Linked DNA regions of Homo sapiens: region 1 is linked to region 2. Evidence: read pairs that join two places in POLR2A ChIA-PET (ENCODE). Cell type or tissue: PC-3. All regions are shown on one strand. Links, peaks and the distances in the headings refer to the core of each region. The heading gives the core; the rest is flanking DNA. Region 1 overlaps KPNA6 (karyopherin subunit alpha 6). Region 2 holds the start of PTP4A2 (protein tyrosine phosphatase 4A2).

Evidence for each region. Peaks named below come from ENCODE experiments on the same cell type or tissue, not always from the same donor. Only the 100,000 strongest peaks of a DNase experiment are listed, where the experiment ranks them.
Region 1: POLR2A ChIA-PET joins it to region 2 with 12 read pairs; 2 of 35 experiments call an interaction of 5 or more read pairs at or near these places.

Annotation. Positions count from the first base shown.
Region 1 is chr1:32,163,908-32,177,845 of GRCh38, forward strand. It overlaps KPNA6 (karyopherin subunit alpha 6), which reads left to right. Exons shown (of 14, transcript NM_012316.5): 11 at 2,198-2,323; 12 at 3,262-3,389; 13 at 5,975-6,153; 14 at 6,800-12,656. The coding sequence ends at 6,987. Among named protein-coding and RNA genes, the nearest start is that of TXLNA, 8.8 kb to the right of the region's middle. In PC-3, for the core only: no CTCF peak of the experiment used is centred there; no DNase peak of the experiment used is centred there.
Region 2 is chr1:31,924,477-31,940,500 of GRCh38, forward strand. It overlaps PTP4A2 (protein tyrosine phosphatase 4A2), which reads right to left and starts at 13,892. Exons shown (of 6, transcript NM_080391.4): 1 at 13,511-13,892. RefSeq lists enhancers at 8,376-8,435, 13,049-13,098, 14,209-14,478 and silencers at 13,279-13,618, 13,395-13,566, 13,769-14,148. In PC-3, for the core only: no CTCF peak of the experiment used is centred there; DNase peaks (open chromatin) are centred at 7,365, 8,165 and 10,405; H3K4me3 peaks cover 6,358 bases; H3K27ac peaks cover 6,863 bases.

The DNA of each region.
Region 1 (13,938 bases), core at 4,191-12,190, 240 kb after region 2:
ATGCATGTACTTTAAAATACAACATAAAATTTACCATTTTAACCATTGGCATAAAGTACATTCACATTGTTTTTCCGTTATTGCCACTAGCCAGCTACAGAAATTTTTTATCATCTCAAACTGAAACCGTACACATTAAACAGTAACTCCCCATTCTCCCTTCCCCTAGTGCCTAGTAACCACCATTCTATTTTCTGTATCTGTGAGTTTGAGTGCTCTAAGTACCTCATGTAAGTGGAATCATACAGTGTTTATTCTTTCTCGTCTGGTTTATTTCACTTAGCCTAGTATCTTTAAAATTCGTTCATGTTGTAGCATGCATCAGAACTCCTTTGAAAGGCTGAATGATATTCCACTGTATGTATATACCATATTTTATTTATCCATCAATAGACATTTGGGTTGTTTCCACCTTTTGGCTATTGTGAATAATGCTGCTATGAACATTGGTGTACAAATATTTGTTCAAGTCCCCGGTATATACCCAGAGTGGAATTGCTGGATCATGTTCTAATTTTATGCCTAATTTTTTTGAGGGGACACCATACTGTTCTGCACAGCTGCTATGCCATCTTACATTCCCACCAACAATGCAGCATGTTCCAGTTTCCCCACAGCCTTGCCAACAGTTGTTATTTTCCGTTTTTTGTTTTTTGTTTTTTTTTTGATAATACCCACCCTAATGGGTGTGAAGTGATATTTCATTGTGGTTTTGATTTGCATTTTTCTAATGATTGGTAATGTTGAGCATCTTTTCATATGCTTATTGGCCATCTGTGTATTTTTTTTTTTTTTTTGGACACATGTCTATTCAAGTCTTTTGCTCATGTTTTAATTGGGTTGTTGAGTTTTCTGGTTGTTCAATTTTAGGAGTTCTTCATATGTTCTGGATATTAATCTCTTATCAGACACATGTTTTGCAAATATTTTCTCTTGTTCTGTGGTTTTATCTTTTAACTTTGGTGTCTTTAAAAAAAAAACTTTTAACTTATTTAATTTTTTAAAATTGAGACAGAGTCTGTCTTTGTCACCCAGGCTAGAGTGCAATGATGCCATCTCGGCTCACTGCAACCTCTGCCTCCTGAGCTCAAAGCAGTCCTTCCACCTCAGCCTCCCAAGTAGCTGGGACTACAGGCATGCACCATCATGCCTAGCTAATTTTTTGAATTTGTTTTTTTTTGGAGAGACAGGGTTTTACCATGTTGCCCAGGCTACTCTTGAACTACTGGGCTTAAGCAATCCTCCCACCTTGGCTTCTCAAAGTGCTGGGATTACAGGCATGAAGCCACCTCACCCAGACCAACTTTCTTTTCTTTTTTAATTTTTTTTAGAGGGTCTCACTATGTTGCCCCAGCTGGCCTTGAACTCCTGTGCTGAGGTGATCCTACTGCCTCAGCCTCCTGAGTAGCTGGGACTGCAGGTGCATACCACTGTGCCCAGCTTACTCCAATGTCTTGATGCACAACAGTTTTTCATTTTGATTAAGTCCAGTTTACCTGGGCCAGGTGCAGTGGCTCATGCCTGTAATTCCAGCACTTTGGGAGGCTGAGGCAGGAGGATCACTTGAGCCCAGAAGTTTGAGACCAGCCCTGCAACATGGGAAGACCCTGTCTCTACAAAAAAAAAAAATGTTTTTTAATTAGCAGAGTGCGGTGGCACCCTGCTACTCAGGAGTCCCCAGCTACTCAGGAGGCTGAAGTAGAAGGATTGCTTGAGACTGGGAGGTCAAGGCTGCAGTAAGCCATGATCATGCCACTGCACTCCAGCCTAGGCAACAAAGTGAGACCCTATTTAAAGAAAAAAAATGAAGCCGGGCACAGTGGCTCACACCTGTAATCCCAACACTTTGGGAGGCCGAGGCAGGCAGATCACCTGAGGTCAGGAGCATGAGACCAGCCTGGCCAACATGATGAAACCCCATCTCTACTAAAAATAGAAAAATTTTCCGGGCGTGGTGGTAGGCGTCTGTAATCCAAGCGTCTTGGGAGGCTGAGGCTGGAGAATCACTTGAACCTGGGAGGCGGAGGTTGCAGTGAGCCGAGATTGTGCCATTGCACTCCAGCCTGGGCGTCAGAGCGAGACTCTGTCTCAAAAAAAAAAACAAAAACAACAACAACAACAACAACAACAAAAAAACATAAAAAAAATTAAAAACAGTTTAATTTTTCTTTTGTTTCCTGTGCTTTTGGTGTTCTAGGTCATTCTTAACTGTTCAGCCCTACCTTGCCTTCTCCACTTGTTGAGCAGTCCCAAGGAGTCAATCCGGAAGGAAGCTTGCTGGACTATTTCAAATATTACTGCTGGCAACAGGGCTCAAATACAGGTAAAACAGGCAGGGAAGTCAAGGGGCATGGGAAGTCATAGGAACTTGGGAGGTTGTTGGAATATTTGCTTTCAGAAGAAAGAATTTGTTTCCCTTTAAAAATAGGAGTCAATTGGCCAGGCACGGTGGCTCACGCCTGTAGTCCCAGCACTTTGGGAGGCCGAGGTGGGCAGATCATGAGGTCAGGAGTTTGAGACCATCCTGGCCAACATGGTGAAACCCCATCTGTACTAAAAATACAAAAATTAGATGGGTGTGGTGGCGGACGCCTGTAATCTCAGCTATTCGGGAGGCTGAGGCAGGAGAATTGCTTGAACCCGAGAGGCAAAGGTTGCAGTGAGCTGAGATCACGCCACTGCACTCCAGCCTGGGCAACAGAGCGAGACTCCGTCTCAAAAAAAAAAAAAAAAAAAGAGGGGCTGGGCATGGTGGCTCATGCTTGTAATCCCAGCACTTTGGGAGGCTGAGGTGGGCGGATCACAAGGTCAGGAGATCAAGACCATCCTGGCTAACGTGGTGAAACCATGTCTCTTCTAAAAATACAAAAAAAAAGAAAAATTAGCCGGGCGTGGTGGCAGGCGCCTGTAGTCACAGCTAGTCGGGAGGCTGAGGCAGGAGAATGGCGTGAACCTGGTAGGTGGAGCTTGCAGTGAGCCGAGATCGCGCCACTGCACTCCAGCCTGGGTGACAGAGCAAGACTGTCTCAGAAAATAAATAAATAAATAAATAAATTGGAGTCAGTGTGTACTATTGGTCAAAGAAGCTGTGTAACCAAAACTGGGTTCTTCTGTAGTAGCCTGTCACCTATATAGGAAGAACAAAAGAAAACTCCCAGAATGGGGAAGATGTCTAAGTCTCAGCTGATTTGGGGACTAGATTTATTTATCATGCTGAAATGACTTTCTCCTTCCATCTGCCTCCTCTCAATTCTCTCTCAGGCTGTTATAGATGCAAATATCTTCCCTGTGTTGATCGAAATCCTTCAGAAAGCAGAGTTTCGTACAAGGAAAGAGGCAGCCTGGGCCATCACCAATGCCACATCAGGAGGAACCCCTGAGCAGATCAGGTATTACATTCCTTTCCCGTTGTCTTGAATGATAATGGATGCTCTCCCTGTTTGCTCATGGTTTACAGGTGACCTATAAACTGCTCTTGCTCAGACAGGTCTGCCCCCTAGTCTCACTGTAATAGAATTTTACTGGTAAACTGCTACAGTGTCACTAGAATCTGGAATAGATTCCATGTAAGCCATGTGGGAATCTATTCCAGATTCCAGTGACACTATAACAGTTTACCAGTTTTCCCTTCTGGAGAAGAGAAACATGACATGGACATCCATCCTTTCTCTACCTTTTCTTATCCAACAGAGAACTGAAATCTATGTAGTTCTCAATTCAAATGAAGGGGAACCGTACTATGGGTTACTCAAAACAGTTTCTTCAGCCTGACCAACATAAGAAGACTCTGTCTCTACGAAAGACAAAAATTAGCCGGGCGTGGTGGCATGTGCCTATAGTCCCAGCTGAGATGGGAGGATGGCTTGAGCCTGGAAGGTCAAGGCTGCAGTGAGCTGTGATTGTACCACTGCACTCCAGCCTGAGTGACAGAGCCAGAGTCTGTCACAAAAAAAAAAAAAAACAAAAAAAAACAAGCAAGCTGGTGTAGTGGCTCATGTCTGTTATCCCAGCACCTTGGGAAGCTGAAGCAGGAGGATCCTTTAAACCCAGGAGTTCAAGACTAGCCTGGGCAACATAGGGACTTTGTCTCATGTGTACAAAAATGTAAAAATTAGCAGGTTGTAGTGGCGTGTGCCCGTGGCCACAGCTACTCAGTAGGCTGAAGCAGGAGGATCACCTGAGCCCAGGAGGTCACAGTTGTAATAAGCTGTGATTGTGCCACTACACTCCAGCATTTGCTACAGAGCAAGGTCCTGTCTCAAACAAAAAAGCAGCTTCTTTGAGAAATTAATTTGGGATATGAGACTTGAAAGAAGCGAATAGAAAGCTATTTTGTGTATGTGTGCTCTTTTTGAGACCGCAACCTCTGCCTCCCAGGTTCAAGCGATTCTTCTGCTTTAGCCTCCTGAGTAGCTGGGGTTACAGGCACGTGCCACCACGCCCGGCTAATTTTTTGTACTTTTAGTAGAAACGGGGTTTCACCATGTTAGCAGGCTGGTCTTGAACTCCTGATGTCAGATGATCCTCCCACCTTGGCCTCCCAGAGTGCTGGGATTATAGGCATGAGCCACCTGGCCTGTGTACTCTTTTATTTTAGTTTACATTATCTGAACATTAGTGGAAAGTGGTGGGAATAGTTAAGTGTTTTGCCCTTCACTTGTTGCCTATTAAGGGGAGCACAGTTAGTATATATAAAGTCTTAGGAGAAAAGAGATAGCTGTTGAGTTAAGCTTTGAAGGATAAATATGGGATTGTAAAAGGCCTCTTAGACAGGGAAAAGCATAAATAAAGGTACAGGAATCAGAAACCTGGAGACCTTTACAAGTGTGACTAGAATGTATTGTCCTTGGAAGGGAATAATGGGAGGCAGAGCTAGAAAGGAACTAGGAGCCAGATTGCAGAGCATCCAGGCTGGGCTGGGCTTGTGGTATTATGGTATTGTTGTGCCATAGAATTTGGAGTTCAGCGAATTAGGGAGCCTGTGAAAAATTTTATGCAGGGAAGTAATGTGTTCAGAGGGGTAATATTGCAGCCAAGGAGACATTAGAGGCAAGGAGGAGGAGTGTTTGGTAGCATCCACATGTGAAATGAACTAGACCAACCACATGTGAAATGAACTAGAACAATATCAACAGGAAGGTAGAGAGATAGAGAAAGGATAAGCGGTTATCAAGGCTCAGTAAGAGCAGTGGCTCACACCTGTAATCCCAGCACTTTGGGGAGGTCAAGGTGGGAGGATCGCTTGAGACCAGGAATTTGAGACCAGCCTGGACAACATAATGAGACTTTGTCTCTACAAAAAATAAAAAATAAATTAGCTGAGAATGGTGGCACACACCTGTAGTCCCAGCTGTTTGGGAGGCTGAGGCAGGAGGATCACTTGAGCCCAGGAGGCTGCAGTGAGCTGGGATCGCACCAGTGCACCCCAGCCTGGGTGACAGAGCAAGACCCTGTCTCAAAAAAAAAAAAAGGACTTGGTTGGGGAACACTCTCATTCTCTGGCATGGAATGGGGTGTTGCACAATTCTTTTTTCTTTTCTTTTCTTTTTTTTTTTTTGAGACGGAGTCTCACTCTGTCGCCCAGGCTGGAGTGCAGTGGCGTAATCTCGGCTCACTGCAAGCTCTGCCTCCTAGGTTCACACCATTCTCCTGCCTCAGCCTCCCGAGTAGCTGGGACTACAGGTGCCCGCCACCACACCTGGCCAATTTTTTTTTTTTTTTTGTATTTTTTTTTAGTAGAGACGGGGTTTCACCATGTTAGCCAGGATGGTCGCGATCTCTTGACATTGTGATCCGCCCACCTCAGCCTCCCAAAGTGCTGGGATCACAGGTGTGAACCACCGCGCTCGGCCTCACAATTCTTAAAAATAAAAAAATAAATTAGTAAGAGTGGGTTGCTGAGAGTTCAGAGCACCTGCCCAGCACTTCATGTGTCCTGTACTAGTTTAGCACTTGCCTGGTCTCTGGCCCCTAGGTACCTGGTCTCACTGGGCTGCATCAAACCCCTATGTGACTTGCTGACTGTAATGGATTCGAAGATTGTGCAAGTGGCCCTCAATGGACTGGAGAACATCCTGCGGCTTGGAGAGCAAGAGGGCAAGCGCAGTGGCTCAGGGGTCAATCCTTATTGTGGCCTCATAGAGGAAGCCTATGGTATGTGCCCTCTCCTCAATCTAGGTCAGAACCTGAGACTGTAGGCCTCCAACGTGGTATACATATGTTGGTGGTGGCGGAGTGTGGGTTGGGAAGCATCCATAGCTTCCATGAGACTGATGTCTGTGTCTTCAGAACAGTTAAGAGCTCCTGCCCTAGCCAAGTTTCACCATCCACAGGGTTTCACACGTTACCATGAGTATAATCAGGATGTGCTGAGTAGCTGGGGTACAGCTAGGATTTGGATTTGGCTCATCTTTTGAGTTGAGAGTTGTCTCTCACCAGTTTCTTCTCCTTCTAAGGAGTGATAGGTCAGTTCTCTTTCTGATAGGCTGTACCTATAAGAGTGCTGGATTAACTCATCACTCATCCCTGAGAGGCTGATGATGTGCCCAGGTCATGCTTCTAGTTTAAAGCAGAATCAGGACTAGAACCTCTGTAACTGACATTTTGGTCTCTTTCCTTTGGGATTCTGTAGTTTTGAGAAGAAATCTTAACTCTCCCCTTTCAGGTCCAAGAGTGATCTGATCATATGACTTGTGTTTGTAAGCACTAACATACCTCAGGGAAGGAAAAATAGGTAAATGTTTCACCTGCCCATAGAAAAGCACTCACACTTCCCTCTCCTTCCTTCTTACTACTGTAGGCTTGGATAAAATTGAGTTTCTCCAGAGCCACGAGAACCAGGAGATCTACCAGAAGGCCTTCGACCTCATTGAGCACTACTTTGGTGTAGAAGACGATGATAGCAGCCTGGCTCCCCAAGTCGATGAAACGCAACAGCAGTTCATCTTCCAGCAGCCTGAGGCCCCCATGGAGGGCTTCCAGCTATAATATCTGCCTCCAGGGAGGGGAGGGGATGGGAAGCACCACCAGCCAGCGGAAGAGCAGCCCTCTGGTGGGCGGGAAACCAGTGTCCCCACCATCAGCCACCACACACCTCTGCTGCCCTGGAGACTGTGCTCTTGACCTGCTCCGCCCCCTTCCCTGGAGGGAGCACCCTCTGGACAGACAGAACCATCTGAGGCTCACCTTTGGGTTTTGTGACAAGAAGGGGACGTGTTGGGTTTTTCTTCCTTACACTATATTTTGGCTGCACACATGTCTTTAACCCAGGAGCCCAGGGGTAGACAAAGGAGGACTAAGGTAATCAATTTGCACCTTTTTTTATTTTTATTTTTTTTCTTTTTTTCTTCAGTGGTGACTTCCTTCCCTTTATCTTTTTTCATTCTTCCCGGTCCTCTGCCCTGATCTGTGTAACTCTTATCTTGGGTACTTGAGCAGACGGTATATTCCAGAGGTGGGAGGTGGGAGGGGAAGGGAGAAATCCAAAACAAAGTGTTCTTGCTCTGACAGAATATTAATCTTGTACGCTTGGATTGAGTTATTTAATTTTTTTTTCTTTTGCACATTTTTCTTGTATTAAGATTGCTCTTCCCAAGAGCCACAAGTTCCTGGTTTTAGTAAACCCAGCTGCCTGCATTGCCTGGGACTAGAGGCTGGGGAGGCTACCATGAAACAAAGGTCCCTCCCTCCCTCTGACTCTTTGCCCAGACCTCTTTAGTTTGGGGGATCCTCCTCACTCTCCTGAAGTGTCTCAAGTATACCAGTGGGAGTGCAGGGGAGGAGCACAGGCCTTCAGATGGGGCTTCCCACGTGTAGCTACTGATCCCATATTTCCTACTCACCTTCCAAATGGTGCGACCCAACTTCATTTGTTTACTTGAAAATTCCCCCTCGAGGTTGAGAGAACCTCTGAGGTGGCTGTATTTTCTCCTAAGCTTGAGATAGGGGGCTGTGGTCCTTCCTTTCTCCTGAGGAGAAAGTCCTTGCTCTGGTGACCTGTAAGTTGCAGAGGAGGGTGGAGTGAGAGTGTCATGTATTGGGATAGTCAGGGATCCCTGCCTTTGGCCTTTCTTCTTCTTCTTCTTCCTCTTCCATAGTTGGATCATGTATATTTTACTTCTAAAGGAGAGAATGTCAAAAAGTTCTGTATTTTTTTATATTCTATATATTAGGTAGGTCAATCTTAATTGGTCTCAAGAGGAAGAACTGTCTGTCATTTCGGTAAGTAGGATACTGTGAGGAAGACCAAAAAGAGATATGGATGCTTCCTCGCTCAGGAGGCCTGAGCTTGGTCCTTTTCCTCTCTGCTTGGATTCTGGACCACCACCTGGGACCAACCTTCAGCTCTGGAACCTTCATAAAGCAGGTCAGCGTGGCCTGATTGTCCCAGGACCTGAAGGGAGCAAGGATGGCCTCAGGGCCTGGTGAAGTCTGCTACTCTGTCCTTACTGCTGAACATCCTGCTTGTATCAGGAAACTCAGAAGCAGTTTGCCTTGTCAAATTCAATCTCAATGGCCATTGTCCACATAACTGATCACCCATGGCTGCCTCTCCTATTATCTATTATCACTGAAACTTAGTAGCCTGCTTTTTTTTTTTTTTTTTTTAGAGCTATTGCGTATCTTCCCTGTTTGGGATCCTTGTACCTGGTTTGGGTTTTCCCTTCCTTGTGACAATTATAATCCAGATGCCTCTTCTTTCTGTTTGAATTACGGTAGTGCATTGCCTTAGTGGCTTGCCTGTGCCTCTGGGTGGATTACATATGATAGTAAAGCCCACCTGTTTGGATGGGAGTAGAGGAAGTTGGTGTAGACCAGCTGTGGAGCTGAAGGCACAGTCTGCCCCACCCCCACCTCCCCACTGTGGTTAGTCAGAGGCATCCTGCTCCAAGCTCTGCTTTTCCTTCCTCTGAAACAATGCCATTCTTGCTTCTATTGCTACACATCTCCTTCTGGCTCAGGTGAAATCCATGCCCTTCTGCTTATAGACCTAAAGTTCAGGTACTTATTATTGGCCATTGATCTTGAATTTGCCCTCTCCTAGTGCTGCAGTCCCACTTCAAAGCCATTTTCTGAGGAGGATGGTTTAGGTCTGGCAATTGTCCTTGAAAAATCCCACCCATGTTGTACCACCTTGGTGAGTCATATGCCACTCATCAGCTTGGGAATGATGGCTGCCAACTCCCAATCTCCCAGGAAGGCAGGGGGCAGAATCTTTTTTTCACTTGGCCTGCTACCTCCATTAAAAAACCATTCTCTTACAGTTTAAAAAAAAAAAAAAAAAAAAAGCCTTCCCCTACCCAACCTCCGCCCATTGTTCTCTTCCAAAGGGCAATTTAGTAGGATCTACTTTGTACATCTCAAGTAAGAGTTAAGTCCCTGATACAGGGACCAGTTTCTTAGTGTAAGACATACACATCCTGCTTGTCCAGCTGTTCCTCCAAAATCTACTTTGGCTTCAGCTCCGGGTCCTGTACCAGATGGAAAATGTTTTTGGTGATCTGGCTGCTGCTTAAAGCCAGTTTTCCCTAAGAACTCCAAAGGCTAAAGTCTACTAGGGGCAGAGTGTGAGGATAGATTTCTAATCAGAGAAAAGTGGCCTCCAGGAGCTTTCATTTATGTCTTCTCCAGACCAGGTTTTCCTGTTATCTTCCTTTAATCCCCTTTCAACCAACAGGTGAAGTTCTTCCAGCCCACAGAGGTAGTAATATCATCTTTTCTATCTCCTCCTCTCCTTTGGCCATGTAATGAAGCAAAATATTATTTATTTAGCCCAGGCTTGAGAGCCACTGTTTGTGGACAGTCTTCATCTAGATTCCATACCCTGGCCTAGGCGAGGTAAGGCTCTCTGGTTATTGCCAGGATGGAGCCCCTCTACCCCAGTCTGCTGTAGGGAATACCCTAATTAGTTGAGGCATGCTTTTGGAATCCTGGCATGTTGGCATATGGCTGGTCTATCCTTTTTAAGATCTCTGGTTGGGGGTATCTGGATATGGATTAGGAGGGACAAGGAGCCTTTTTCTTGGCTAATGTTTTCCAATACTTTTTTGAATGGTGCCAGCCCCTCCAGGCATCCCACCCCCAAATCATCATCTTTAGTACTAACAGGGTGTCTGGTCTTAGAAGCCTCCCTTCAGATCCCAGCTGACCCTGGTGACTGCCTGGCCTTGATGTTGGCTGCAGCCTTCTGATAGAACCACATGGATTCCACCCACAGCTGGCCAGGCTTGTTACATGGGTCAGGGAATACAAATGGCCCCCCCCCAGGGAGCAGGTGTTGGCCTCAGTTTTCAGGGACCCTTGGTGTTGCTCCTTACCTAGAGCCCATTAATCTACCCCATCAACTCTCTGCCATGAAAGCCATCTTCCAGGAGCCCTGTTTTTTGGAGCTGAACTGCACAGATTATAGCTGCTATTGTACTTAAATAAGGGAGAGGAAAAGAAGGTTCTCAGGCACAGACTTTCTATTTTTCTCAAGCCAAACCAGTTTAAAATGTCTAGCAGAATGAACTGTATTTCCATTTCTTCATGTCTACCTGCCTTCCCCCCACACCCTAAAGTTGTACTTGTTTCTAGCAAACTAGAAGGAAAAGATAGGAAAGCCTGGCACTACTAACCTCACCTCTCATACACCTCTTTGAAGGCCCCAGCTCTTTTGTTCAGGCCTCTCTTCTCCCCTAGACTCACTCAGCTTGGTATCCATCATCTTGAGCATTCTTCAGTAGATTCATCTAGGGTTCAGATTCCAGACTCTCAGCTGAAGACAGGGAGCCAATTTCCCCCAGGTCCCTGCAGGTAATCCAGGGACCCCATAGGGAGAACAGGCTGACTGGGGCATTAGGAATGTTTGTACCTCTCTGCTTCCCTGGCAGCCTGGGGAAGGGTGCAGGGCTCAGTGCGCTAAACCATGGTAAACATCTTCAATAGAACTACCCTAGAATTTAGTGAGTGTGAGACTGAGATATTGCTCAGAATAAATTTATTCCATAGCCATTTAGGATTGCATGTTCTGGACCAACCTTGTCCAGTATGTTTTCTGTTTGAGCTTTTTCATTCTTTTGTTAAGCCAACAAGTTGAGAATTTGGCCCTGCTGGGATCCATGTAGTGGGCACTAGCTGCTCTTTGGCCAAGGCCTTCATAAATGATTCAGTCTCTCATTATCTGTCCTCTAGCCCCACACCCTGATTTAGACCGTGGCAAAGGAAGAACTTGAGGTCAAGACCAACCAAATCTGTGAATTAAAGCTGTTATTTTTTTCTCTGCAAGGGCGCTTTGCTTCAGGTCTGGGCTATGTGCAGAACCTAAGCAGGCTGTGAGAGTTAGAAGAGGCAGTATTACATGTTAGGCCCAGAACACCATGGGAAAAGGTTTATGTAGTGTATCTTAGTGGCCTGCCTAGCTGCCTCTGGGCCAGGCTGACTTCTGATGTCCACATTAGCTCGTACCTGAACCCTGTTGCTGAATGCCAGCCCTGTTCTCCTGTAACTATTATATACGCCATGGCCTGGGGGGCATTGAAGGAAGTAAGCTCTCAGAGATCCTAACACTGGCTGGGAACCTCTGACTCAGAGCATGTCTTTAAAGAGTCCACATCTGGCCAGGCGCGGTGGCACATGCCTGTAATCCCAGCACTTTGGGAGGCCGAGGCGGGTGGATCACGAGGTCAGGAGTTTGAGACCAGCCTGGCAACATAGTGAAACCCCATCTCTAATAAAAATACAAAAAATTAGCTGGGCGTGGTGGCAGGCGCCTGTAATCCCAGCTACTTGGGAGGCTGAGACAGGAGAATCACTTGAACCCAGGAGGCGGAGGTTGCAGTGAGCCAAGATCATGCCACTGCACTCCAGCTTGGGTGACAGTGCGAGACTCCATCTCAAAAAAAAAAAAAAAAAAAAAATCCACATCTTCAGCTGGGCGCGGTGGCTCATGCCTGTAATCCTAGCACTTTGGGAGGCTGAGGCGGGCAGATCACTTGAGGTTAGGGGTTCAAAACCAGCCTGACCAACATAGTAAAACCCCGTCCCTACAAAAATAAAAAAATAAAAAAAATAAGCCAGGTGTGGTGGTGGGCACCTGTGATCTCAGCTACGTGGGAGGCTGAGGCAGGAGAATCTCTTGAACCTAGGAGGCAGAGGTTGCAGTGAGCCAAGATTGTGCCAGCCTGGGCGACAGGGTGAGGCTCTTGTCTCAAAAAAAAAAGTCCACATCTTCATGAACCCTCAGACTCTGGAGTTGGGTGTCGGCTTTTTTAGCCAGCTTTTGTGGGAATTGCCTTTGACCTATTAAAGAAGGAAAGTGGGTAATGGAGTCCCAGCCACTCAAGAGACTGGATATCCCCCGAGAATGGCTTGGGTTACCAGCTATGGACCCTTGGAAGATGAATCTAATCCTTCTCACTGGTTTTTCTTTGCAAATTCATTTGCTTTTATTTTTCTAATAACAATAAACTCTATTTTCCATGTTCTCAGGGCCCCTGGGTAGACAGACACAGCTTGATTTCAGAGCAGACATAGGCGAAGAAAACATGGCATTGAGTGTGCTGAGTCCAGACAAATGTTATTTATATACACATCCAAATTTGAAGAGAAAATGTATTTCTTTAGGTTTCAAACACTGTAATAGATATAAAGCAAAAATAAAAACCTGTTGCAAAGTTCTAAATTGTCTTCTTTGGCTTGGAGTGACCCTAGACTGGATTTGGGGGAAGAGAATGAGGAGGTGTTTAAATTTGTAGCTTAACAGTGGAAATAAGAGTTGTACCAACCTGCACCTGCTCTAAAGTTTTTTTCATCGACTTTATTGAAATATAATTGACATACAATAAACTGTACATATTTAAAGTATATACACGTTGATAAATTGAAACACATATGCACCCATAAAACAACCACAAGATAGTGAATATATCTATGACCTTCATAAGCCGTAAGCTTCCCGCTTGAGAATCCCTCCTTTCTGCCCCACCTCCAGCAACCACTGATCTGTGGCTGTCACTGTAGTTTAGTTTGCATTTTCTAGAGTTTCTCTAAATGATTTTGACTTAGTTTCATCAGCACCACTCTACAGCCCTTTGAACCTTTTTTTTTTTTTTGAAACGGAGTTTTTTATTCTTGGCATCCAGGCTGGAGTACAATGGCGTGATCTCGGTTCACTGCAACCTCTGCCTCCTGGGTTCAAGCGATTCTCCTGCCTCAGCCTCCCAAATAGCTGGGATTACAGGTGCCCGCCACCACGCCCAGCTAATTTTTGTATTTTTAGTAGAGACGGGGTTTCACGTTGGCCAGGCTGGTCTTGAACTCTTGACCTCAGGTGATCCGCCTGCCTCCGCCTCCCAAAGTGCTGGGATTACAGGCATGAGCCATCGTGCCCAGCCTGAACCTCTTAAGATCAAATAGTTCACAGACTCCTCCCTTCAGTTTAGATAATTCCTAAAGCAGAGATTACAGACAAGCAGCCAGAAAGTTGATTGAACCCACAGGAAGGTTTTGCTTGGCAGAGCGTGTTTAAGTTTGAATTAGTTGCCAACATTTTTTTTTTAAATCAAATGTCTGTCTTGAAAAAGACTGTCCTGAAGTCTCCATTTTTAAAAAGAGGCCAAGCACTGTGGCTCATGCCTGTAATCCCAACCCTTTGGGAGGCCAAGGTAGGAGGATCACTTGAGGCCAGGAGTTCAAGACCAGCCTGGGCAGCAAAGTGAGATCTGTCTCTACAAAAAAATTTAAAAGTTAGCTGGCTGTGGTGGCACATACCTGTAATCCTAGCTACTTGGGAGGCTGGGGCAAGGGGATCACTTGAGTCCAGGTGGTCGAGTCTGCAGTGAGCTATTATGATCACTGCACTCCAGCCCCAGCAGCTGAGTAAAACCTGTCTAAAAAACAAAAATACAATCTGGCCCTACCCGGCCTGAGTTTCTGCTTGCTAACAATGTGCAAGAGCTG
Region 2 (16,024 bases), core at 4,874-12,873:
CAGTGTGTAAAAAATCATAAACAACCTATCACAGCTAGAAAGTACTCAAAAGTTGCAGAACCCTATGTTTTAACATAAATTCAGTGCATGTACACCATACAGGAAAATTCTCCTAAAGTTGTCTCTCTGACATTAATTCTGCTCTATCTACTTAAATAAATTATTGTTTTAACTTACCAAGTGATGAAAAAGGCTAGTTTACTTGACATATAACAGTGGTAAATTCAAATATACACCCAAATACTCCCTCTCCATTTAATTTTATCATAAAACCTAACTTTTAAAATGTTGAATTTGGGATATTTCCATTTCCTAGGCAACATTTCCATTTTTAACAAAAGAATACAACTTCAATGAAGGATGAGAAAGGATAGTCTGTGACAGAGAAGTCCTTTTAAATTAAGAAAGGAGGGAGATAAGGGATAAAAAAAAAGAAAAAACTATCCAGAGGTTAAAAAGAAAACATCTGTATGAACTGATATGAAATGACAGCTAAAAGACACTAATAAGTAAAAAAAGGCACAGTACATGACAGTATCAACAGTGTGCTTAGAAATATGTGTGAGTACTGTATGCATTCATGCACATGGGATATCTGGAAGATTACAAAGATAAGAGATAACAGTGGTTTCCTAGGGTTGGGGCAGGGCCAGGAACACAGGACTGAAGGCTGGAGGTCAACAGCACGATTTACTACATCTTAACATATACCTTTTGAACTGTTTTAACTTTTCCCATGTACATATGGTATTACCTTTAAAAAAAATTCTAAGGTGATAAGAACCCTATAATGATTTACAATCAAACTACGTTCTTAACAGTTCTATAATCATAGGATTAGAAAGAGGCTCCAGAGGGCTAGTCCTCTGTCCCAGGCAGGTCTGTACCTACACAATTCCATAAAGTGTTTTCTTTCCTGTTAAAGAGGCTAAATGAGTAAAATTCACGTCCTGCCTTGGCAACTGTAATTCTAACTACAAATAAAGTGAATTTAGAGGCCGGGCGCCGTGGCTCACGCCTATAATCCCAGCACTTTGGGAGGCCGAGTTGGGCAGATCACGAACGAGGTCAGGAGATAAGAGACCATCCTGGCTAACACGGTGAAACCCCGTCTCCACTAAAAATACAAAAAAATTAGTCGGGTGTGGTGGTGGGCGCCTGTGGTCCCAGCTACTTGGCAGGCTGAGGCAGGAGAATGGCGTGAACCCGGGAGGCAGAGCTTGCAGTGACCCAAGATCGCACCACTGCACCCCAGCCTGGGCGACAGAGCAAGACTCCATCTCAAAAAAAAAAAAGGTGAATTTAGAAGTATAAGGGAATTTTATAAAAGCAGCCTCATTTAATTTAACCCAATTTTACCGGGCATCCTTTTAAAATTCCTATCAATTGGCGGGCACAGTGGCTCATGCCTGTAATCCCAGCACTCTGGGAGGCCACGGTGAGTGGATCACGAAGTCAGGAGATCGAAGCCATACTGGCCCATCTCTACTAAAAATACAAAAATTAGCTGGGCGTGGCGGCGCATGCCTGTAATCCCAGCTACTCGGGAGGCTGAGGCAAGAGAATCGCTTCAACCCAGGAGGCGGAGGTTGCAGTGAACTGAGATTGCGCCACTGCACTCCAGCCTGGCCACAGAGCTAGATTCCGTTTCAAAAAATTAAAAAAAAAAAAAAATATATATATATATATATATTTATCTCTCCTATCAATCCACTCACATCAGGATTTCTAAGAAATCATCCCTTTACATTTCCAAATTAAATGATACAATAAACCCTCTAATTTGGTGAGCTACGCCAGTATTCACCAAATTAAAACAGCACATTAAAATATAAAGGTACAATAAAAGAATTCTAGATTTAAGGAAATACAGTCTAAAAGCAAAGGTCTAAAAAAAACGAGTATGCATATATTTACTGCTACTTTTCTTACCAGAAATTTTACAGGAAGTAATGCAAATTTGAGTCAGCTTGGTTTCAACAATCAGTCAACATGAAAGCCTAATAATGTAATATACAACTAACACCTTGCAACATTTTTTTCCTAAAGCAAATTCCCTTCATGTCAATAGCCACTTTTATTTCCCCTTAAAATAAGTATAAAAAATCTAATCTGTCAACAGTAAAGAATTTATCCTCCTGAAGAGCTAGGCATTTTCCTCAAATTCTTTCATTAATTCAAATATTTACAGAACATGTACTATGGGTCACATACTCTTACAGGTGCAAGAGCAATAAGCAAAACAAAAATTTCTGTTGGGATGGATCTTACACTTTACTGGGCAGAAAAAAAGAAATAAAAATGTCACTGCTCTGGAGAAAAATTAGAAGTAGGGGAATTAGCAGTGCCAGAGGGAGGGGGGTTCCAATTTTAAATAAGGCTAACAGGAAAGGCCTCACTGAAAAAAGTGACTTTTTATCCAAGAGCTGAGAGTGTGAGCCAAACAGGTATTTGGGGAGCATTTTAGGCAGAGGATTAACTGCTGCAAAGGTTATGAGGTGGGGACAAGCTTAGAGTATGCTAGGAACAAGGGAACCAATGCTACTGGAACAGAGAGGACAATGGAATGAATAGAGTCAGAGAAATAAAAGAGAGCCTTATAGGCCACTAAAAGCATTTGACTTTTATTCAGAAAATGATGCCTCTCCAAATGAAGCCAATGAAGGGTTTCACTCAAGAGTGACAACTCAAAGCCATAAAAAATAATGAAATCATGTCCTTTGCAGCAACATGGATGCAGCTGGAGGCCATTATCCTAAGCGAATTAACGCAGGAACAGAAAACCAAATACCGCATGTTCTCACTTATAAGTGGGAGCTAAACACTGAGTACACATAGACTCAAAGAGGGGAACAACAGACACTGGGGACCACTTGAGGGTGGAGGGTGAGAGGAGAGTGGGGCTTGAAAAACTACTTATCAGGTACTATGCTTGCTAACTGGTGACGAGGTGACAAAATCATTTGTACGCCAAACCCGAGCGACATTCAATTTACCCACGTAACAAACCTGCACATGTACACACTGAACCTAACATAAAAGCTGAAAAAGGAGAGAAAAAAAGAGTGATAACTTAGGTTTTACAAAGGATCACTCTATCTGCTATGTGGAAACATTACAAAAATGGTAAGGGTGGAAGCAAGGAGACAAGTAGATATAATGGTAGCTTAGACCAGGGTAACAGCAGTAGGGAAGATAAGAAGGGGTCAGTTTCAAGATACACTTTGACGTGGGATTTGTCCACAGACTGGATATAGAGTTTATGAAAAACAGTCAAGGCTCTGAGTAACTACAGAACTTGTGGAGTCCAACTTAATATTCAGAGGCTATTCAGACAATAGATTGTAAAATCTTCTCAACCATCAAAGTAGTAGGGAAAGTCCTCTGTAAAATGCTACTGTACCTATTGTATTTTGACCACTTGGGGGAAAAAAGTGTCTGAAAACTTGTAAACTAAAAAACCTCACCTTTAATTAGTAAAGCGTTTAATTAGTAAACACGCATCTTCTGATTAACTGGTCTCAAACTGAAAATTTATTCATCTCTTATAACCTACTCCCAAATCAAGTAGATAGAACAACAGTTCTATCTATCCTCTGCACTACCTACCTTTGTTTATCCCTCTACTGTTCCATTTATCAAACTAAAATAATCTAGTCCTTGAAACTTAGATTTAAATTAATATTATATTATATATAACAAATATATATTATAACATATATTTATATATTATAATATATAAATATAATAATATAATATATAGCATAATATAATTATATACAATATAATATTAATATTAATATCCCTCCTTACCCACAATAACTACAGTCCTAGGAAGGTGATAAAGAGGTATCAATTCAATTCTACACAAATAAGGATCCAAAATGTCAGTGAATAAGCCAAAAATAAGATGCTTTTTTTACTGTTAAAAAAAATTTTTTGGCCGGGCGCGATGGCTTACGCCTGTAATCCCAGCACTTTGGAAGGCCAAGATGGGCGGATCACCTGAGGTCAGGAGTTCAAGACCAGCCTGGCCAACATGGCAAAACCCTGTCTCTACCAAAAATACAAAAACTAGCCAGGTATTGTGGCGCATGGCTGTAGTCCCAGCTCAGGTGGCTGAAGCAGGAGAATTGCTTGAACCTGGGAGGCGGAAGTTGCAGTGAGCCAAGATCGTGCCACTGTACTCCAGCCTGGGTGACAGAGTGAAACTCTGTCTCAAAAAAAAAAAAAAAAAAAAAAAATTTCATAGTTACTCCCTTGGTTATTCCCACTTTTCCACTTCCTCATTTAAGGAGGGAACTTGAGACTCAAGTCCCAGTACAGAAATCAATAATCAGTTCTATAAAAAGAAATCATGACCTTGATGGTGGGAAAATGTCTTAACATTTCAAAACCAGTAGAAGATACATGGCCAGCCACTCAGAAAGATAAGGGAAGCAATTAGTCAACAATCGCACCTGCTTCTGAGAACAGTGACAGTTATTCACTGAAGTCCTGTGGGCCCTGTTCCCACCAAAATGAAAAGGGAGTGGTTTTAGATGTGCATGTACCCCGGTGATTAACGGTTGTCCTTTTCTAGTAATTTCTACCTCTACAAATAACTATAAGACAAAAATTGCATTAAATATTTTCAGGCCACACTTAAAAATATTTACTTTACAATTTTGTACTCCATTTTTCCTCTAAAGATTTCCAATTCTCAAAATGAATCTCTTATCTAAAATTGGTATTTTTCCTTTCATAAATAAAATTTAAATGCAGGTTAACAGCACTATGGCCAACGCCGACTTTCTCTTTAAAAAGTATTGGAATAGCACTGGTAATAACATTAAAAAATCCTAACAGCACAATCCTTATATTGAGTATTAATCTAATTGTTTTCAGTTAATCTTTTAAAAATTACATTAAATAGTTTTACTAAATGGATTCTATTCATCCATACTTTTGTGACAAAAGTATCATGGCTATCTTTTCTATGGGGTTTATGTTTAAAGACTTCAGTTTATGTGCATTTTAAGACTCCCAAGCCCCTTTATTATAAAGTTTAAGCACATTCTTTTCCTAAATAACTTTGGTAACCTTCTTAAGAATAGGAACTATCTCCAATTCAGTTGCTTCCCCAGAAAGTTAAATCCTAACATTTGTTTTATTTCCTCCTCCCATCCTTCCTTCTTTAATCTCAAAAGGCTAATTTTTCCAGAGAACAATTTAAGTCTTAATCATTTTAATTTAGTTTCCAACATCACTGTATGTACATTAACCCAAGAACCATTGAATCAATAATTTCATTAATAAATAATTTAAGATTCTGAACTTCAATTGTAATAAAGCAAATTCAGTAGTAAAAATCCAAAAGAACACCTGGAGTCAGCCTGTCAACACCACATTGAAATGTTTTCTGAGCTATATCAGGACAGTTAAAATGGCTGTAACAGCTGCAAGTTCCCTGAGGTTGCAAAATAGATACTTGGGAAAGGTTATTTGAATCACCTTTCAAAATAACCTACAGCACAGGAGTAGCATGCAAAGCAAAAACTTTCCGGCTACTGTTCACATTACCTAAAATATACCATCTCGGGCCGGGCGTGGTGGCTCACGCCTGTAATCCCAGCACTTTGGGAGGCCAAGGCGGGCGGATCACGAGGTCAGCAGATCGAGACCATCCTGGCTAACACGGTGAAACCCCGTCTCTACTAAAAATACAAAAAATTAGCCGGGCGAGGTGGCGGGCGCCTGTAGTTCCAGCTACTAGGGAGGCTGAGGCAGGAGAATGGCGTGAACCCCGGGGGGGCGGAACCTGCAGTGAGCCGAGATTGTGCCACTGCACTCCAACCTGGGCGACAGTGAGACTCCATCTCAAAAAAAAAATAAAAAATACCATATCTCAGAACTTAGTAGTTTATGGGTCAACTTAACTCTTTTCATTTCCCCATTTTGTCAAATGTATTGAGCGTATTTAAAGGTCCTGTTCCAGTATTAATCCCCAAAGAGAGTGAGGGAAACTCTCTATGGACAAGACACAGAATAAAAACATCCCAAAATACATCTTGTCAACATAAATTATTTTGTTTGAGCCCCAGAAATGTTTCTGCTGTTCAGGCACTCTGATCCAAGTTTCCCCTATAACTGGGTAAGTTACACTTCACTTCCTCTCCTAAACTTGCTTTTTATAAATTACATTATAGTTCACAGACATATGTTTGTGTACTGAGTACAATACAAGATAAACAGTCAAGAATCCAAATCATTCTATTTGAAGCTGCTGGTGGCCTTTTAAAATGTACTGTCTATCCACTAATTGTCCAATAATGGCATCCTTTCACAAAACACAGTAACATTACGATCTTTAAAAACCACACAGTGAAAGTAAATATTTCATACTACATATTAACGTGAAATAAAAATGGTGAAATAACTCTATAATGCCATGTCAAGAAGTTATTCTTTACTCACTAGCTCAGCTCAACATGGATTCACCTTCCTTTTCTTCCCAATTAAAGAATGCAAAATTCAATCTTTCTCGTCCTCTTCCTCCAAATGTTTACTGAGATAAGGGACAATATGTCACCTCCCAATTATACCAAAATGCAGCACAGCCAATCTTCAAACAAGCATTTGCAGAGACGTGTGCACATCATACAAACACTATCCAGGATCAAGCTCCTAGAAGAATCAACGTGGGTGAAAAATGCTTGATTGGTATTAAGTTTTCATATTACCACCACAAATTTTAAAGATACAAAGTAAGCGTGAGAAGAATGGAGTAGGATTAAGACTTCTGAAGAAAGGTAAAACTTTTATAATAGAAAACTGGTAGAAACAGTGAAGGAACCATGGTAGTGTGACTTGAGAAAGGTGCTTAGTCTTTGGTTAGATAACTCTGGAGAAGCCTTGACCGGGCTGAGAATTTCAGACCAATTCAAATGCAATAAAAGCTCTTAGGAATTTCAAAGCAGAGTAGTGGTAAGAGAGCAACTCTTTGCTCACTGAGAAAAAGAGCAAATATTGCCATATTTATGGGCCTCCCCTGATCTACTGAGCAAGCAGCTCCGTAATTACCAAAAAGCTTAACAAAAATTTTCTTTCAACTTACTAAATCATAGTCAACAGATAACGAGTTTAACTAAATTCTACCTGTTGATGACCTCCAAATGAAGATCCAATCTAAGAAAACAATTGAGAATATAGCCTGTGACTTATATTTAAAGTACTTTTCACCCAGAAAGACCCAATTTGCATAATTTAAACTAATCACCAAAGGAAACTTGTTTGTAACCACACATGTGGAATGAAAATAATGTCACTAGAATCTATTGTTTCTCCATCATATCCTTCTCTATTTGCTGACAAATCCTGCTGGTGACTCATATCCTTCTGCACTAACCAGTCACTCCATCCCCTAATGAAAGGCTTTTCACCAATAATGGAAAATACAATACACAACAATTTGTTCTGCTACTAAAAACAACAAATATCAACATTTGTATATAAATCCAATTTACAAATACTGTGGTGATACAACCTAGTGAATGTTTCCTGTAAAACGGTGGGGAAAATAAAAAGTTGGTCAAATTTAAACAAAAACTAAAGGACAACTGGAAGAAAACAGACCTGATTGTGAATTTGAATTCCTGTCAAACAATACATTAGTTAACAGCCAACATATCTGGCCACTGCAGAAATAAAAATATAAAGTAATTTATCTGATCTGCTAAAACAAATATATCATGTGTACATTTTATGCCAAAAGAATTAATGTCTTGAGAAGACTAAAAGTTCAAATAAAAAATACTATGAGAGGAATTAAATGCACCACTTCTCTAAAGGTAAAGACTGTTCTAAATGTTCAAAATATTTTTTCAAACCAGGCTCAACTAGCAAAGAAAGGGTCACAAAAAAGCCTAATCTTAAAATTCTCAAGAATTTAAAAAGCCAACATTGTGTAAGGTAAATTTATATTCAAATGATGAAATTTAGTTTAGGCCACTTAAAATGAAGTGGATGCTGTGTTAACATAACCTGTGGGCAAGAAAATCAGTATAGGCAAACAAAAACCGTCTACATTCAAGTCACATAAAAAATATCTGTATAATCTGTCAACTCCTCACAGTCATTTTTCTGGGAAAGATTTCTGTGTCCTGTAAATCTACACTGACTGAACAAACAGTGCAGGAAACGAGTCATTCTCTCACCTAAGTCCTGGTAACTCCACAATGGGGAACTGTGGAAAGCAGACAGCTAGTATTGCTGTGCAGCTTCTTTCATGGAGGTGCTAGGGTAGTGACAGTTTCTGGTTGAGCCTAGACCTCTACCACTCCAAAGAGCAAAAAGATTTTCACACAATATGCACTTCAGCTCTACACTAAGCAACCTAAAAGGCTTCAAGTGCCAAGACAGTGGCCAGGGAGTCAAGGGAGCCCATAGAATGAGGTTCAGCCAATAAAACAAAGGATAATGAGAGAAAGCTAACTGACACCTCTATACGTAGTTAATAGTTCAAAAGATGAAAATGGTGAAAAGATTTTTTCTTTTTTTTTTTTGAGACAGGGTCTCCCTCTGTCTCCCAGGCTAGACTGCAGTGGCATAGTCTCGGCTCACTTCAGCCTTGACCTCCCAGGCTCCAGTGATCCTTCCACTTCAGCCTCCTGAGTAGCTGGAACTACAGGTTCATACCACTATGCCTGGCTAGTTTTTGTATTTTTTGTAGAGATGTTGTCTCTATGTTGCCCAGGCTGGTCTCGAACTCCTGGCCTCAAGTGATCCTCCCGTGTCTGCCTCCCAGAATGAGCCACTGTGCCTAGCCAAGACTTTTCTAATATTTCACAGATTAAGAGACTCAAATCACCATCTCCCAAAGTAATTATAACTGGTGGTATCCACTGTTCAACAGAGATTTAAGTACTTTAAGCCCCTAAAAGGAAAAAAAAAATTATTCACTGCTATCTATTTATTGATAATCTTTAACTTAGATTCTAAAACCTGGGATTTAATAATCAAATCCCAGTACTTTGGGAGGCTGAGGCCAGCAACTCAACGCCTGAGCTCAGGGGTTCGGGACCAGCCTGGGCAACATAGCGAAACCCTGTCTCTACTAAAAATACAAAAATTAGCTGGGCGTGGTGGCGCACGCCTATAATACCAGCTGAGGCAGGACAATCGCTTAAACCTAGGAGGTGGAGGCTGCAGTGAGCTGAGGTTGCACCACTGCACTCCAGCCTGGGCAACAGAGTAAGACTCTGTCTGGAAGAAAACAAAATAAAACAAAACCCAACAACAATCAATCTATAAATAAATTTCCTTATCTGTAAAGCTAAAAGAATACTACTTACAGGATTATTGAGTTTCAAATGAGACAATACATGATTTGGCGTAAGAAAGGAATGTGGAAACCTAAACCCTGAAAGGGTAATATTGAACTTTACCAGTACCCCAAGATCTCTACCATCACCCTATTCGATAAACATAACTAAGTCCACCATGTTAAAACTATGGATCCTGGGCCGCGCGGTGGCTCATGCCTGTAATCCCTGCACTTTGGGAGGCCGAGGCAGGTAGATCACCTGAAGTCAGGAGTTCAAGACCAGCCTGGCCAACATTATGAAACCTCATCTCCACTAAAAACACAAAAAATTAGCTGGGCGTGGTGGCGTGTGCCGGTAATCCAGCTACTCAGGAGGCTGAGGCAGGAGAATCGCTTGAACCCAGGAGGCGCAGGCTGCAGTGAGCCAAGATTGCACCACTGCACTCCAGCCTGGGCAACAAGGGCAAAACTCCGTCTTAAAAAAAACCAAAACAAACAAAAAAGACTATGGATCCTGATTCTTAAGCAAAATTTTAAAGATCCCATCTTCTATTCAACAAATATAGTTGATGGAATAGCACCCAAATAAATCAACCAAACTTAGTTTCACAAAAACTTAAGCTTCATTCTTCCAAGACCAAGAGCAACAGCTAAAAATGTATGCACCTGCTCCTCTCCATCTTATTTGTAAATACATTCGTTTTCTAGGCTTCAGTGGTTACCAACCCCCACATTACAACAAAAAGGAAAAAGTATAGTCAAATCCTGTAAAATAAATCCCTACTAAATTTCAACTTTGTGTCTGAAAATTGTAAAGTGTTCCTTAATTACTGCATAAGGAAATACTACCTTTATAGGACAAAATGAATAAAAAGTTAATTCTAAAGAAAAATAAATCCAATTTACCTTGTTTGAAACTTTTTTCAAGTCAACTATATATGGGGCTCTCATACTGTTTTTTAAAGCTATACACAAAAGTATTCAAACATTTACTCTTCCTAGTGCTACAAAGTTCAATGATGTTGTAAATGGTTTCTGCCTATAAATTTGGTTCGTTCAAATTAAATTTTACTTGACTGACTCACAGAGGGAGTGGCCTGACTTTTGCTGTTCTGAGTCAGAAAATACCCCGTTCAGCAGTTCAAAACTATTTTTCATCTATAAAGGTGTTCTAAAATGCCAGCCTTTTCCAGCTACAAAATCTGTTGCCTTAGTAGAAAGATCTTAGTGGTAATAATACTTTGAATCTGTAGTTCAATTTATAATTAACAAAGTGCTTTCACGTGTATTTTCTCACTTCTTCTGATTTAAGTGTCCCACACAGCTCAACAGAGAAACTTTGATACAGTGGTAAGTTCTAGTTCACTCTTGGCCCCAATAAATATACTCTCCTCTTTTTCCAAAAAATAAAAAACATAAGACGCTGCTGCATTTCTTTAATCAGACTTCCCTCACGCAGACATATCCCAGGTGCCTCATAAAAACTGTCTCAAAGCACACACCCCGGGGCCCCAAGAGAGTTTCAAGGCATAATCTCCTCCCACATAAAAGCCTAGCTTAGGCCCCAAAGAGCCTCCAGTCAGCATCTCCTAAATGATCCCCTTGCCTCCAGCCTTCTCCATTAGTTTCAACAGCTCTCCTAAGTACTAGCTGCTAGGCCATCACGTTGATGAGAAACCTCAATATAAGAGGAGCTACTGAGAGAGTAGTATGACGTATTGGAAAAATCAAGGGCTTTAGAGTCAAAGACCTGGATTTTTAATCCAGCACTAATTATTATCTGTATGACCTGGGACAAGTTACTTAACCTTTTGAGTTTCTGTATCTCTTCTTCTCACCACTGTAAATCCATGGGAGCTCATCGCTGTATCCCTAGTGCCTGGCAAATAGAAGTGATTCAAAATAAGCTAAATGGATGCAAATGAAGATACCACCTTTCTTGTAGTTGTGAGAATTAAATGAATATAAAAAGCACCTGTAGCACAGGAGGAAATTAATACTAATCAATTCCTTCCCTCACTGAATAGTAACAATACTATTTACTATTTCTTTCTTCTTATTTTTTTTGAGAGAGGGTCTCACTGGCTCACTGCAGCCTTGACTTCCTGGACTCACAAGATCCTCTCACCTCAGCCTCCGGGATAGCTGGAACTACAGGCACGCACTACCACGCCTAACTTTTGTATTTTCTGTAGAAATGGAGTCACCATGTTACCCAGGCTGGTCTCGAACTCCTGGGCTCAAGCGATCCTCCTGCCTCAGCCTCCCAAAGTGCTAGGATTACAGGTATGAGCCAGCTTGCCCAGCCGAAAAATATAATTTCTAACTTTTAATTACACATCAGTGATTTTGCCTGTAATTCTATTATGTTCACTATCAAAAGGACCACCCTCACGCCTGTTAATCCCAGCACTTTGGGAGGCCAAGGCAGGTGGATCACTGGAGGTCAGGAGTTCGAGACCAGCCTGGCCAACAAGGTGAAACCCCATCTCTACTAAAAATATGAAAATTAGCCGGGTGTGGTGGCACACACTTGTATTCTCAGCTACTTGGGAGGCTGAGGCGGGAAGATCATTTGAACCCGGGAAGCCTGGGCAACAAACAGAGCGAGACTCCATCTCAAAAACAAACAAAAAAAAAACAAAAGGACCATACTACTCTTTGCTTATACTGAAAGACTACCAACTTCTATCGCTTCTCGGCCTTTTGGCTAAGATCAAGTGAAAGACTACCAACTTCTAGGAGACATTATTTTTAAGATAACATCATTTTTAAGATTATATCAATGTGTAAAATCCCTATCAAGGTACTACTCTTCAAGAATCCCTACTTTTACAACACAAGAATGGGAAAAGTCCATGATAATAATTAGTCCATTCATTATGAAACTTAAAAATGCCAAGATCAGAATACCAGCAAACAACTTCTCACCATCTTCACCAATACAATGGTGTGCTGGCAAGTGATTCTGAAGCCCTGATAATGTGTCATTCTGTATCCTTAATCTCCTTTTGCACACTCAGCAAGGCATAACTTCACTCACTTCCCTCTGAAACTACTCTCTCTTACAGAGCATGACAGCAAGTACCATATTCCAACTCAGCAGTGTAATGTAGTTTGGCGACTCCGGACAGACAAACATTTGCTGAATGCCTACAGTGACACTAGAATTGCTAGTCACTGCTAATTTCTTGACAAATTCCAGGAAATAATAAACCAGACTACAGTTCAATTTACCTAACAATAAAATACTCTTCACCTGAAAAACTAGCAGTACTTTACAAAAGTTTATGCTCCTGAACACTCTACAGGCCAGAGTGTAGGATTTTGGGCAACAGACAAACTTCTTTTCGTTAGCTCTCAGGGGCCCCAGACTAGGATAGGATGGCATCATTGACAAATTTGAAAATTTACTTTGAAGTCATGAAACGTGGGAGAAAAAAATGTATAGAACAACAACAAAAAAACACATCACATCCTTTCTGGGGGAAAAAAATTAAAATCCCAGAGCCAGAAGATCATAGTGCCGCTGGAGGAGACTTATACCCCCTTTCCTCATACTTGAACCTGAAGACCCACGGACAAGATGCTCCCGGAAAGAACTCCCCAACCCAACACACCAGGGTTCACTATCGCCACACACAAAGACCAAGGGGAAGGGCCTCTAGGATGCCTGCTCACACACTGGACACACGCCGGCACACCCTACCACACTCCTGCCTCTGCCACGCACCTTCTCACCGACACACACCATGTTCTCCCCCCACACTCACCCGCTCTTTACCACACTCTCAACTCTCTCCTCCCCCATTTACTCACTCATTCTACCACCACCCCTCATGCCCACACGCTCCCCACACACCCATACCCTCCCCTGCCCTCACCCACATTCCCCCAACATCGACACTGCCTCCCGACGCGCTCCCACTCCCCCCACCTCCTCGCACGGACACTCAGCCCTGTCCCCCACTCACACGCCCTCCCTTCACCAACTCACTCTCCCCCACGCTCGCACAGCTCTCTCCCTTCCACACACACGAGCCCGCCCCTCGCTCACCCACCCTCGCTCCCCCGCCCCGGCCCGGCCCGGCCCTCCTTCCGGGGACGTGTCTCCGGCCTGCACTAATGGCTGCGGCGCCTCCCGCCCTCCCCTTCCCCGAGGCCCCCGGCGCCGGCGCGGGGGCCGCCCGGGAGGGGCGCACTCACGCTGGCGAGCTGGGGACTGGGCATTGAAGTCCGGCGGTGGCGGGAGCGAGGAGGCGCCTCTCTCCTCAGTCACCTCGGCGGCGGCGGCGGCGGCGGTAGCGGTGGCGGCGGCGGCGACGACTCCCCCCCAGCCTCGGCGCGCGACACCCGGCCCGGCCCGGCGGCGGCGGCGGCGGCGCGTCTCCACGAGTCCGTCTTGCTGCTGCTGCTGCGGCCGCCGCTGCGTCTCCTGCTGCCGCCGCTGCCTCCGCTGCCGCCGCTGCCCTGTGGCGTCACCTCGCGCCGTGCCCGGCCGCCGCTGCCGCTCCAGCCGCTCCCGGACAGACGACGGTTACAGCCCGGCCGATCGCGCCGCCACCACCACCGCTGCGCGCGCAGCCGGAACCAGCTCCCGCCGCCGCCCCTCAGGGGGCGCTGCGGGGCGCGGCGCGCAGGGCCACCGGCCCGCCCTCCGCGTTCGCTGACTGGCTGGCTGGCCGGCTCGCGGGCAGTTGGGCCCGCCCACCTGCCCCGCGGGGCGCTGACCCACTGCCCTGGGCGCCTCCCCCGCTCCTCCTCCTCGTGGTTCGTTCCGCTCCGCACTCCCGGCTACGGAAGGCGAGTCCATGTGATCGGGGAGGGAAGGCAGAACGTGGCCTGGGGAGTCGCTCGCCCACGCTGCGCCCCGCCCATCCGCACCTGGGCTGGGTCGAGGGCCTGCAGCCGAGGTGTGACCTGCAAGGTCGAAGGGTTCTTTCTCGCTACTTGGCCCTAAGGCCTCGGGTCAGATCCTGATGGGACGGGGTGGCCGCCACGTCCTGGGCTTGGGGATTTCCAACTCAGAAGTGGGAACCTGGCCAGCTCAGTTCTCGGCTGCCCTTCCTGAGGCCCCAAATGAATGGCGTGTGCATCTTCGTCGAAGATATTAATACGCCACCCCCAGCTCTGCCCACAAGACACACACCCACCCTAAGAACTGTCCCTGACAAGCCAAAATTCAGACTTTCAGGATGTAGGATCTTGGGCAAGTGATTCCAAGTATTATCAACTATTAAATGGAAATAATAATCAGCTACCTCATGGGCTCTTTCACGTATCGATAACAACGTATGAAAACGCTTGAGAAGGGCCAGGCGCGGTGGCTCATACCTGTAATCCCAGTACTTTGGGAGGCCGAGGAGGGCAGATCACAAGGTCAGGAGTTCGAGACCAGCCTGGCCAACATAGTGAAACCCTGTGTCTGCTAAAAATACAAAAATTAGCTGGGCATGGTGGCGCCCGCCCGGAAGGAGGGCCGTAATCCCAGCTACTCGGGAGGTTGAGGCAGGAGACTCACTTGAACCCGGGAGGCGGAGTTTGCAGTGAGCCGAGATCGTGCCACTGCACTCCAACCTGGGCGACAGAGTGAGACTCCGTCTCAAAAAAAAAAAAGAAAGAAAAAGAAAACGCTTGAGTTGAGAAAGTGAGAAAGAAGAGACCCTGAATTTCAAGCTTTCCGACTTAATGTCACCTTTAACGACGCAGATTATCGTAGAGATTCTCAGGTGGAAAGGTTTTTGCCTCTTGCATTTGGAAGCTAGCCAGAAATTCTTTGCCAGATCATGCGTCCTGAGTTTTGGTTTGGAAAATGTGGTCACTAGCGAGCTAGGAGGCTGGTTTGGGCCACGACCAGATGGCAAAGTGCGGCATTGGAGGCTGGCTTGGGAGGGAGATGTCTCCCCCTGGGAATTGCGGGTTGGGGAGGGTCTGTTCTTTCTGTCCACCCCTGGGAAGTCTTGCCTGCCCAGAACTGGCGCCTATATAGGAAGAAATGAAGATGCTCCCGTGGGTGCTTCTCCCCCACCTCGCCACCACATCCATGCTCATCCAGCCCTGCGGGGAGAAGCAGTGATCTGTCGTCATTAGACCTTCCCCACAAGGTAGACTTGGGGCATTGCTTCTGACCAGAAGGCTTCCATTAGCGCTTAGCAGTAAAAAGAAAGGTCTTATGACTCAGCCGCATCAAGCCACAGCACAGAGTCCAGGATGTTCACCACCAGGTGGCCCAGGAGGGGGTATTCTAGGGCAAGGCTGGCTAGCAGGGCTGTGTGGGAGTTGAGAGAGGCCTTGAGGAGCAGGAGGGGCTGCAGATCAGTAGCAAGGCCCTTAGGTGAGGAGCACAGACTGGGCTCACTTGCATTCTGTCTGCCTCCAGCAAGCAGTATTTTCTACTTCCTGGAAACATAGACTGATTTGAAAGAAAGAGCTACCACCTCTGCAAAACTTTTGCTGCGTCTGTGAGTTATTGATTCTTCCGATAAAGTTGCAAAACACCTTGTGCAATACTCTACCATAGTACTTAACATGGAATTGTAATTGCCTGTTTTCAGATTCTCCCCTGCTTAAATGGATCTATTTGGGGCAGTCTAGCAGATTGTTTGCTTGTTTGTTTTCATCTAGTAGATTGTCTGACCAAGTGAATGACCCTTCCCTCCACCTAGCTCTCCTTCTGGCCCTGAAATAAAATAATGTAATAACAACATTAACAACATAAGG